Linked DNA regions of Mus musculus: region 2 is linked to region 1. Evidence: chromatin loops called from intact Hi-C (ENCODE). Cell type or tissue: heart. All regions are shown on one strand. Each heading gives the region's core, and the rest is flanking DNA. Links, peaks and the distances in the headings are about the cores only.

Evidence for each region. Hi-C counts contacts between places; a loop is a spot of excess contacts. Peaks named below come from ENCODE experiments on the same cell type or tissue, not always from the same donor. Only the 100,000 strongest peaks of a DNase experiment are listed, where the experiment ranks them.
Region 2: it touches region 1 in a loop (10-fold over the local background); 3 of 42 quality-filtered maps call a loop at or near these places.

What each region holds. Positions count from the first base shown.
Region 1 is chr8:128,216,673-128,223,037 of GRCm38, reverse strand. The region is part of intron 1 of A930035F09Rik (a long non-coding RNA gene); the gene reads left to right. Among named protein-coding and RNA genes, the nearest start is that of Mir21c, 58 kb to the left of the region's middle. In heart, for the core only: no CTCF peak of the experiment used is centred there; a DNase peak (open chromatin) is centred at 3,297; H3K27ac peaks cover 1,943 bases.
Region 2 is chr8:128,110,653-128,117,017 of GRCm38, reverse strand. No RefSeq gene overlaps it. Among named protein-coding and RNA genes, the nearest start is that of Mir21c, 160 kb to the left of the region's middle. In heart, for the core only: no CTCF peak of the experiment used is centred there; a DNase peak (open chromatin) is centred at 3,627; H3K27ac peaks cover 2,037 bases.

The DNA.
Region 1 (6,365 bases), core at 469-5,468:
ATATGGCATACAGACACAGTGGGCTATTACCCAACTATAGAAAAGGACAGAATCCTGCATTTACAGAAAATGGATGGAAGTGAAGATTATTATGTCAAATGAAATAAGCCTGAGAGATAGATGGGCACTATACACTCAGCTGAATATGGGATGGACGCTGAAAACATGAACCTGAATGCAGAATAGTGACAATAGGAAGTTTGGAAGAGACTTAAGGATGAGGAATAGCTGAAAAGTTACACAAGCTGATCTCATGGAAATACCACACTGACTCCTCACTAATAAGTGGCACTAATTAATCAACAAAAAAAGAAAGAAAGAAAGAAAGAAAGAAAGAGAGAGAGAGAGAGAAGGAAGAAAGGAAGAAAGGAAGAAAGGAAGAAAGAAAGAAAGAAAGAAAGAAAGAAAGAAAGAAAGAAAGAAAGGAAGGAAGGAAGGAAGGAAGGAAGAGAGAGAGGAAGAAAGGAAGGAAGAAAGAAAGGTGAGCACAGAATCTTGTTACAGAAGCTGTTCTGTATCCTTCCTCCCCTCTTAAAATCTTATTTCAAATAAGTTTGGTCCTTTTACATAGAGTATTTTGGGACCTCCTGTGCACTCCATCGCTTTGAGGTTTCTCTGCTGTTGAATATATGTTTTCAAATTGTGTTATTATGCAGCACACTTTGGTGATTGTCTTTGCTCTTAGATACGTGCTTACATTGTTGATTGTGTTTGTTTGTGGTCATAAAAGCTACATGATATAAGGGTTTGTACTGTAAAGGCTTTTATACGTTTTCATTTTTAAGCTGTCTCCTCCTCATCTTCTTGCTCCTCTCTCACTCTGAAGGTCCCTTTATCTTGACTTTCAATATAAAAATTAGAGATGACTCAGTGGACTTGGAGCCAGCTTGGGAAAGATCAAAATGCCAAAAACTTAATTTTGTAAAACAACTCTGTCTCCTTCAAAGTTGGACCCACTCCTGTTTTAACCTCCATTCAATGTCTGACTACCAGGCTCAGACACTGATGCCAGAGAACCCATCTCAATCATAGCACACCCTGGGTGTTCACAGGGCCTGAGTGAATTGAAGGTTACCTGTGATGAGCACAGAACCTAATTCTCCAAAGTCACCATTCCCCTCCCCTTGAAACTTGTGGTGCTTGTGGGACTCTGACTGCATCAACCAGACATTCTGATTAAAATCTAATTATTTAAAAAGCCACCAGATATGTGTTGCTTGAAAATAGGAGGGACAGAGGAAGGGACAGAGAAGGTACAAAGCACACTGATATACCTACATGTATATCTACATCTATCTATCTATCTATCTATCTATCTATCTATCTATCTATCTATCTTTAACCTGGAATAAACTTTCTTAAATCATTACCTAAAGGGCTTTGTCACAAAATTTGCTACATCAACTTTTGGTACGGTAACAAAATGTTTCTATTTTATTTTATAAATAAAATGAGGTAAAACCTAGCTTGTTTCAAGTAAGTATGGGATATTTTAGAATTATTGTGCCATATTATATAATAAGTGATACATAAATGTTCATGGTCTGGGGGAAACTCAGTCTGTAAAGCATGGGGCCTGGACTTTGATTCCCCAGAACCCACATAAAAAACCTAAGCCTGACCATAAGTCTCTATGATCCCTGTGCTGGGAAGTTGGAAGCCTGGAGATCCCTGGGGTAAGCTCAGTGAGATACCTTATCTAAAAACATATGGTGGACATCAATTGAGTAAGACATCCAAAGTTTACCTCTGGTCTTACCGCATCCCTATCCCACATATATAAATGCATGAGAGTTCAAAAAGCCTTTTTATCTTAACATTTCTTCTGTATATGTATTTGCATGTAATATATGCATGAGTACATATTTGTGTGTGTACATGCATATACAGATATATGTGTGTGCGTGTACATGGGATGGTGTCAGAGGTTTGTATTAACCATTTTCTTAATAGAAACAAAAACTTTCAGTTTTTGAGCTACCAATTGCCTAGTTTGGCTCATCAGCAAGTTCTAGGGAATCAACCTATCTCTGCCCCACCCCACCAGTATGGTTATAGGTGTTATAGGTGCACACCACTATGCCCAGCTTCTAGTGGGTGCTAGGGATTCAAATTAGGTAATTATGCTGGCATACCATGCACTTTACCAACTGAGCATCCTTCCAGTTCTCCCAGCCCTGGCAAAAATCAAAAACCAAAAACCAAAACCAACAACATCAAGAAAAAAAAAAGTGGGATAATAACATAGGTTTTCTTTCTTTTCATTAGTGCCCCGAGCAGGCTGTATAGGGTTATAAAGTCTTAAGTTAATGAACTTAAGTGAGATACCTTATCTAAAAACATATGGTGGACATGACCAGAGGCCATTGTAACATTTCCAGATGGGAGAAGAGAGCCAGGTACGACTGTTCTGGAAAGGTCATAAGCCTGTGTATAGAAGAGAATTAAAAGTGCAGTTCTGAATGACCAACACACAATGCTTTTGTGGTAGTTTTCTGAAGAGAATGTTGGATCAATATAAAACCATGTCCAATTGGCAGTGATGTCTAAAATAACTTCAGATCTGGCTTCAGAAAGAGCTAGGAGAGAAAAAAGAATTACACAAAGAAGCATGTGGGCAACAAGAAATTTGTCTTTCATAGAACAATCTTGATAACAGATAATTCATTCACAGAAGCTCCTGAAAGTATTCAGCATGCTTGTGACAGAAGTCTAGAATAATGAGAAAAGGGTGCATGTCTCAATTCAGTCTAAGACATATCATTCTGAGGGCTGGGAAGACGGCTGTCAGTAAAGAGTTTGTCTTACAAGCATAGGACTTGAATATGATCTTCAGAACCCATGTTGAAATGTTGGTCACATATGCTTGAAACCTTGGTGCTAAGAAGAAGAGACAGGTAGATCCCGGTGGCCTGATTGCCAGGAAGCCTAGACGACTTGTAGTGTTCCAGACCGAGATTGGCAGCACTAAAGGAATCATACCCAGGGATGGTCTCCGGCTACCACATGTATGCAAACAAACGTACATGCAAACGTACATGCACACATTCATGCACACACACGCACACACACACTCTTACCATTTGACATAAGAGCTTGTAGTTGTATGAATTTTATAAGCCATGAACATGACTGTCTCTTCATTTACTAGGATTTATGCAGTAACTAGAGCACTATTAAAGACAATCTCTGAAGGTCAGAACAATGTGAACAGCCTGGATGTGTGCACTGTCAGCTGAATAAGCCATGGGGCTGAAGGGATAGGCCTGGAATTCTTCCACAGAGTAGGCCTGGCAAATTCCCATGAAATTAGGTCACTAGGCAAGTGTCCCAGGGCTGGCAGCATACTTAGGATTCTTACCTAATCTCCCTTCTAAGTGTATTTTTTAAGAGTCTTTAGCACTTAGAAATTTTGCTAAGGTAGTATCTGAAATAGCAGAATGGTCTGGAAGTACATCAGATGAATGCTAAGTCTGAAGAATACAGATTAGAAAGCCCAAAGAAGGAAGAGGGAAGCTTAGACATAGAGACTCCAGGGTAAGGACTATTCCATTAACAAGCATTTACCACAAATGTTCAATATGTCCAATAGTCCAGTGTCTCTGTAAGTCAGGAAGTAGAAGTCCTAGGTTGGGTTTCCATTCATTGGAAATTTGGTAACAGCCCAAATAGGGCAAATGCACCATTTTAACCCACACCTCCCCTCTGATGCTCTTCAGAAAGATGACCTTGACTCTGGATGCAATAAGTCTGGAAGCACTGGCCTACCATACTGAATTACAAGGTTTACTCTCTTCTGGCATCTCAGAGTTCCAATTCTGTTTTTAGATTCCTCTTTCCTGGCACCTTTGCTTTTAAATTTCTCTGAACAAATACCCACTTGAGTGCTCTTGGAGATCCAATAGTGGTTCTTAATCAACAGAACGTTAAGGTCAAGTGTTTGGAACTTAAAGAATTCTCCTTTATCTTAGTATGTAGTTATTCCCCATGTAGCCAGTAACAATACAACTTCCCGGGGAATAGTTAGAACCTCCAGTCACTGTCTGAAGTTCCTGACAGGGTGAGAAGGTAGTCCTTTGCCTCTGTGTGCCTCACTGAAAAGGTGACACATGCTCATAGAACACTCATAAAAAGATAACATCTTAGACTCAGAGTCTGACAATGTGGGCTTTTTAAATTTTTTTTCAAAAGGAAGTATTAGGCACTGGCCACTCTCAACTAACAGGTTAAAATTATGTGTTAGAGGGATGTCTGCCTCCTGATGGGGACACCACGATGTTACATGTACCCTCCTTTAGCTTCAATTCACTGACAGCAGAATTTTCTGTTTCTTATTAATTTTATCATCTTCTAATAGTGAGGAATTGCTCATGTCACATTGTAAACCTAATTATTTGAAAAAGGATGTTATATCACATGTGGCTGACTGCTTATCTGTAATGTGCAGAAATACTAATCTTATTTGGAAATAACCACAAGGATCTGCTAAATTATGGATAAAGTCTGAATCACTTTATGCCTAATTATAAAAATAATGAGTAAAATATCAAAGAAATTTGTTTGGGGAATTCTAGTGAGAGAAAGAAGCACTAATAATTTTCCTAATAGGACTTTGGAAATAACTATACTCCCAGTTTTATAGGAAAATAGTTTCATTATTATTAATGTTTTTAATTCCCAAAAGTTAGTTGTGATTTTTTTTCTTTACATAAGCTTGCTTGGAAAACAGACAAAATGATATCATTATTATGTGAATTTTATTGTCTCTCTATGAAAGCAAATATAAACAGAAAGATTAATTTCAGATAAAGATAAAGACATCTTTGCAACTAAACAGTCCTTGGCAAATGAGTTTAATTTCCTGGGACTTGATGTCTGCATCTATAAAATAAAGAGACTGGGATTAGATCACCCCTGATGGGAATCCTGAGGGTGTGTGTTCCTCAGTCAGAGGGATCTGCACGTCTCTATACTCACTGCCCTATGGAAGACTCCTGGGAAGGCTGTGCATTGGGGGGCTTCACCTCTGCTGATGTCAAATGGTCCCAGTTGATTTAGATACAGAATTACCCTCTGGCTGCTTTATTTGACTAAGTCAAAATAGCCACAGTTTTGGTGAGTGCTGGCTGGAAGGATAGTAAGTGCCCCAGTCCCCATAGCGAGTTGTTTTGTGTGCTTCAGACAAGACAGTGAAGAGCTAAGCCTGGTGTCCTTTCCTCTCCTTTCTCCTTCACCCCAACTAGCCTCAAACTCACTGTATGGCTGAGGATGATCTTGAACTCCAGATCCTCTGACCTCTGCCTTCCCACACAGATATTCATCACTAAGCTTTAGTAGGGGCTTTATGCATGCTGGACAAGAATCTACTCAGCTACTTCTCTAGCCCTCATTTCCCCTTAAACAAATATTAGAATCCCGTATCTTCATAAATCCGTTGTGCTTTCTCATGTCTTAAGATACCCAGATTTTTAGCTTCCACAAACATTGAAAGTCACAAATGCCATGAACATTTAAAGGACCATAAGTTAAACCTACCTACAACTCATGTGCCACTTAGGGACAAGTCTTTTTAAATTAATAAACAAATCCCAAGGGCACAAAAGGGACAGATGACCAGAACTCTAGTCTAGACTTTCTCATGCTTCATTAACTGTCACAGATCACTAACCACATTTACTCTTCAAGCACTGACAATTGTCACCTCGCACATGGTGGCACACATGCTGAAGAATGAAAGAAAGCCACTCATTTAAGTTACAGTTGAGACATAAAATGGGTGTTGTAGGAGTTGATGCTGATGCTAAGGTCCTGTTCACCAATTGGTTCTTGATCCATCAGTAAAGGAAGAAGAGACCAGTGACTAAGAACAGGGCGGGACCCTTAGAGTTGGCAGAATTGAGGGAGCTGGGGAAGAAGAAGGAGGTAGTAGCTGCAGGAGATAAAGCCATCTACATTTTTGGTTTGAGTGGCCAATGGCTACTCTATTCAATTATGTCTGGGGTGGCAGGGGAAGTTTAGCAGTGCACAGTCATTAGGTTAGCAAAGGCATTTTAAGATTAACTGGTGTGTGTGTGTGTGTGTGTGTGTGTGTGTGTGTGTGTGTGTATGTGTGTGTGTGTGTGTGTGTGTGTGTGTTGTTGTTGTTGTTGTTGTTGTTGCTTCCTCAGTGGATCTGGGTGGGGGATGGTAGTGCAGCCTGTTCCCAAAGCTTAAGGCATAGTAGCAAAAGCTACACACTACAGTGTAACTGATGATAAAACATTATGTGTTATATTATAAAAAACCAAAAGCAGCAGTGACTGCCAGTGTGAAGTGCCCATTCTGACAGCCTGCTAACCCCCCATCATCCATCATTCCCATGTCAC
Region 2 (6,365 bases), core at 780-5,779, 110 kb after region 1:
CTCTTTGGTGGTCTTGGTTGTTGTAAGGGTGAATGTGTCATATGTGCTAGTTACTTTTATTTTTGCCCTGATAAAAGCAACTGAAGGGGGAAAGGCTTACTTTTGCTAAGTTTGGGAGTTTAGTGAAGTATGTATGGAAGGCAGCTGGTCATGTGGTGCTCACACCTGGTCAGGAAGCAGAGGGAGATGCAGGGGCTCAGTTCACTTTTTTTCTTGCCCCATTCAGTCTGGGACTCAGTCTTCAGAGTGATGCCACTTATGGTTAGGGGTGACTTTCCTGCTCCAATTAACCTGGTCTAGAAAGCTCCTTACAGACACACCCAGAGGTGTGTCTCCTAGATGATTCTACATCCTGTCAGTGAATGGTCACAGTGAGGGTTCCATGCTTTTTAATGGACCTCATCCCCCCCCCCACAACATTTATTTTATAGCAAATACCTGGGCAAGAGAGTGCTGAGATTACCCACAGTACCCTTAGGATGAGCTTACCCCAGACCCATGGGTGCAATGTGTGCCTCTGGGGCTAGGCTGTACTTCACGGGACAAGGTGGGCAGCACAGGCATTGTGGGGACCACATTATTCTGCAGCAAAAGCAGTACAGCTCCCAGAGTGCTGCTGAAGCTGAACCCCCAAGACTGGAGGCAGTACCCCAAGATGGGAAGCAGTACCCTCAAAATGGGAAGCAGTGCCCCTCTTGACTTCTAGGTCTTGTCTCTCTTATTACTTCTCCTCCACTGCCCCAGCCTGTGCTGGGTCAGAGCAATTGTGTAAAAAGATGACTTCTGTCATTTCAGCATCCAGCAGCCTGAATAGTGCTCATCTCGGTATGATCAGAAAAACAAGTCCAACCCACAGAATAGACCATGAACATACTAATCAGAAAAGCAATTTCCACCTGGGCCAAGAGGCACTGGGGAGTACAAACACTATGCCATTTTCGGACAATTAGAGATAGTTGCACTCTTTCCTCTGTGTGTGTTAAATTGTGTGTGTGTGTGTGTGTGTGTGTGTGTGCAGCACAGGAAGAAAAATGGAGTGAGAAGGAGAAAAAGCCCCATGACCTTTTTTTTAGGCAGCATCTCCTTCAATATGAGCAAAGTGACCTGGTCCATTCATGTCATGTCTTCTTACTGTTCCTGATCATGGCAATGAATATGTTTCCCCTTTCACCTAACAGGCACCTGTTAGGTTCTGAAGGTACGTGTCTTTCCATGGAGGCTGCCCAGATACATTTACCCTTGTTGGGGGAGATGTTCAGGTTTTAAAATTTGATTCATCCCCTGGTCTAGGGCTCGATGTTAACCTGAGGTGGGATCGGTTGGTGTGATTTTTCCATGGAGTGATCCTGGGTGGCAAAAGTTGGATTTTTCTTCATACATAAACACATCGGCTGCTCAGGGCACATGCTTCATGATCAGGACTCTGAGCAAGGACCCAGCTCTCTCCCCCAGTTACTTTGTCAGCTGTTTCATAATGGGTTGTCATCTCTCTGCTATTACTTGTCCTTGATGGGCAGTGGGCTTTTAAAATCAGATTTGCTTCCAAACAACTGAAGGTAAAGTGGAATGACCATGTGAAGGGTTAATATGGATTGCTAACAGGAGAGGTTTTGTGATTTCAGATGACCTTTTTAACTTTCTTAGTCTTGAAGTAGAGGAACAGACAGGGGATACAAAGTAGCAATCCAAGAGCCCTTGTGGTAACCAGGGCAATTGCTTTCCTTCCTCCTTTCCTGGCTTTTATTTAATGGATTCTCTCAATACCAAGGTGTCCTAAAGCTCTTCCTTAAGTTAGAAGTGGGAAAGATGCCAGGAAGGGCCCATAGGATGTGCCCTGATTTCAGAGACTCCAGGGACCAAAAGAAACAAAAATTCAACTTTAGGAATAAACGGGAACTTTATATAGATTCCTTAAGAGATTTCAAATACTATCAACACTGCCAATGGCAGAAGAGACAAGAACTACTAAGGCAGAGTTCTACGCACCTGGGAGTTTGGAAGGAACATTTAGAGGATCAAGCCCCTGTCAGAGAGTATGTGAAGCATTCCTGGCACAACCAGGTTATCTGTCATCTTGACAGCTAGACAAAGAAGTCATTTTTGTTCTTTTAAAGAACAAACAGCATTGGGGCTGGGTGTGGTGGCCTGTGACTTTAGTCCTAGGACTCTGAGGCAGAGGCAAGCAGTTATCTGTGAGTTTCAGGCTGCTTCCTTCTATATAGTGAGTTCCAGCCCAGCTAGGGATACAGAGTAAGATCTTATCTCAGAGGCAAAACAAAACAAAAACTAAACCAAGACAATTATCATTTGAAGTTTATACATTGGGGAAAAAGAAGAAAGAAAAAAAACCAACCCACTGGGCCTTGAGGTAGATGAACATATTTCTTTCAACAAAGTTGTCAGGCTATGATGAGGGGTCTTAGTCAGGGTTTCTATTCCTGCACAAAACATCATGACCAAGAAGCAAGTTGGGGAGGAAAGGTTTTATTAAGCTTATACTTCCACACTGTTGTTTGTTCATCACCATAGGAAGTCAGGACAGGACTTCACACAGGGTGAGAACCTGGAGGCAAGAGCTGATACAGAGGCTGTGGAGGGGTGCAGCTTACTGGCTTGCTTCCTCTGGCGTGCTCAGCCTGCTTTATATCTTTTTTTTTAATTTTTTTATTAGATATTTTCTTCATTTACATTTCAAATGCTATCCCAAAAGTCCCCTATACCCTCTCCCCATGCTGCTCCCCTACCCACCCACTCCCACTTCTTGGCCCTGTCGTTCCCCTGTACTGGGGCATATAAAGTTTTCAGCCTGCTTTCTTATAGAACCCAGGACCACCAGCCCAGGAGTGGCACCACCCACAAAGGGCTGGGCCCTCCCTGCCTTGATCACTAATTGAGAAAATGCTATACAGCTGGATATCATGGAGGCATTTCCTCAAGGGAGGCTCCTTTCTCTGTGATAACTCCAGCTTGGGTCAAGTTGACATGGGGCTAGAGATGGCACCATAGATGGTGAAGATCAGAATGTTTTCAAGGATGGATAGGAGATTGAGACCTCTGCTCTGTGTTTCCAGGGCCCTATATATCGTATAGGAAATACAAGGTATATATAGTTTAAGGAGAAGATCACTAAATACGAGCTAAGTGAGACTGTAGAGCAGACTTAGTCATTAAAGTGCTTACCATACAAGCATGAGGACCTGGGTTCAAACCCCCTAGAACTCTTGTAAAAATAAACAAACAAAAAACAGACATAAGGTACACAGCTGTAACCCCAATGCTGAGTAGGTGAACACAGTAGGATCCCTGGGTCAGCCAGCTCAGCTTACTTGGTGATGTCTAGGCCTTGTCTAGAAAAATAGAGGCAACAGCCAAAGTTGACAATCACATACACACACAAACACATAGAACAGGTCACCCATACACAGACATGACCCACCCCCTCCACAGACACTCATAAAAAGAATTTTTTTCAATTAGCTAAGCATTTCCAGTCATCTTCACTCTGAGTCTTGACAAAGCAACATAGGGAAGGACATACTGACCTTGCTGGCTGGAACCTTTGGCTCCAGTCAGATTGGTGAGGCTGCTGAAGGCTGTCAGTGAACACCCTGCAATCAGGACTTGGCACAGAGGCTGTGAGTATGAGATTTGTCTCTGACCCTCTGTGAGCCAGTGCCAGATATTAATGAGTCATCTCCTGGGTCCATGCTCAGTATCTGTGGTGAGCATTCCTAGCATTCAACTTTGGTTTCATTCCAGTTATTTCAGACAAGTCCCACTTTGCATGATAGATGTACTCTTTGCTTTCATGAGCTTCAGGTGCGTGGGAAGGAAACCACAGCAAAGAAATCCAGCAGGAAGTTCCTTTCAGAAAGATCCATGTACCACCTTGGATGATGGCTTCTGAAAGCCTGAATCCCTAAGTGTTCTGAGTTCATCCGCTTACTGTTTGCCAAGTCGCTGAAGGGCAGTAACTTGGCAGGTGTTATTTTACAAGTGTAGTTTTACATTTGGCTGTCTCTAGATGAATGAGTCTTTAATTTTCACTGGGCAAGGTCATCATCAGAAAGGTGGATTCTGCATCTGACACTGCTCATTTGGGAAACAACACTGAGAAATGTGCAGTTTCCCTCCTCCTGCAGAGTGTTCTTGCTTGGAGGCAGATCAGGAAGGGAACCGGTTGATTTAGCTATTTGGGTAAAGATACTGCCCATCATTTAAGGGAAATGAGTAAAAGACAAATGTGTAGCCATAAATAGAATGCCTTGACCTGCATAGCTTAGGGATTGATCCTGCTTGGGGCTACAAGGGACTGAAGGAAGGTTAGACACGGACCTATATAGAGAAACTCTGGGATTGGGTGTGCCATGCAACTGATGGGGATGTACCAGTAATCCAGAAACTCAGTCCAATTACCAGAGCTAAAAGGCAGGTTTACTGCATGCAGCAGGGAAGGGGAGAAATGTAGCTAATCTCAGTAAGAGGTCTCTTAGGGGGGCAGTTCCAAGTTACAGTCACTTGGGAGGAGAAAGCTGTAGTTGATAGTTTCTGCGTTCACTGGTTTTAGATAAAAATCAGTCATTCATAACATCTAAATTGGGACAAGAGGAAAACGTTGTTATTCCCTCTGATCCTGACCCAGGGAAGGAAGGCCTTACTAGTCCCATGGGTCTGAGACACTGGGTTCTTGACATGGCCATGCTCATGTTAGCAAAACACATTTATTTACTCAGGACTTCATTGGCTCCCAACATTAGAAACTTTTATAGTTTTTTTTTAACCTTCTGGGTCTACGAATAGATTGAGAAAGAAAGGCATTCTAAATGCCATTAAACTATTTAATATAATTATACACATAATGCTATATATTAATATGTAAATAGATGTACTTATATATGTAGACACACTGTATATATGTATATATATATATATATATATATATGCATACATATATATGGAGAGAGAGAGAATGCAATCCAAAATGGTCTTGAACTCAAAATAATCATTTCTCATCTCCACAAATGCTAGAATTATGGGTGTGTACCACTACATTCAACTACTTACAATATTTATTAATTTTAAAGTAATAGCATTTATTGAACACTTATGAATTTGTCATACTAGGTGTATTTCAAAGAAGGCCTGCTTTATTACCTCTGTTTTGTGTGTACATGTGTGCTGGTGCATAAGTATGTGTGCACATCTGTGTGTGTCTGTGTGTGTATGTGTGTGTATGTGTGTATATCTGTGTATGTTTGTGTTTGTCTGTGTGTGTCTGTGTGTGTTTGTATATGTGTGTGTATCTGTGTGTTAAGGCTAGAAAACAAACTCACATGTCTTTCCTTAGATGCCATCTACCTTTACTGTTGAGACCATCTCATACTGGGATCTGGAGCTTGCTAACAAGGAAAGGTTGTTTGGTGGGTGAGTCCCAGAGATCCCTCTGTTTCCAGATTCCCAGTCTTGTGAATATAATTGTACACTCCACATTCAACATTTTACGTGGGTTTGGAAGACCAATCTCCAGTCTTCAGGCATACAAGACAATCACTTTGCCAATTGAGCTCTCCTTGCCTCTGTACCCCCCCTCTCCACCCCCTCCCCCATCCATGTTGCTTCCGTTTTACAGATAATGAAAGTTAAAGCTATGGGATGGAAAGTGGAAGCTGTGAAACTACCTGACCAAGGAAAGCCACGCACTAAATATGACAGAACCAAAGTCAGAACTGAAACTGAGAACTGCCTGGTGCCAAGGACAAACTGCCTATTCCTATTCACATTTTCTCTCTTGTGTAGAAGACCAGCAGAAGGATGTCTGCAGTTGCTACAGAGCTTTTCCTAAAGCCCAGATCCTCTGACCCTGGTTCTCAAGCTGAGCATTAGATGTGTCCAGCCTTGATACCACATGGCTTGAGCATTTGAAACATGTCTAATTTTGTATGTTTTAATAGGAATTATTTTATTGTGTGTCCAAACAATGAATTTCTGCAGATTTTTCTTTGTGTCCATACAGTTACAACTTATAACAAGTCTCTCTCTCTCTCTCTCTCTCTCTCTCTCTCTCTCTCTCTGTGTGTGTGTGTGTGTGTGTGTGTGTGTGTTAATCAGCTATCCTAACTGCCATCTGAGCAGCAGTACTAAGAGGAATGGCAGGGTTTTGACAAGACAGAAGGGTAGATTCTCTCCCTTCCCCTCCCAACCACCTTTCTAAAATATTGAGATTCATGGCTTTGAATTAAAGAATTATATCATATCAAATCAAGGTGTCATTTGAATGTGAAATACCCTCTGTAGACTCCTATGTTTGAACACTTGATCCTTACCTGATGGTCCAAAGGTTTCTGGTTGTGGCTCCATAGGAGGTA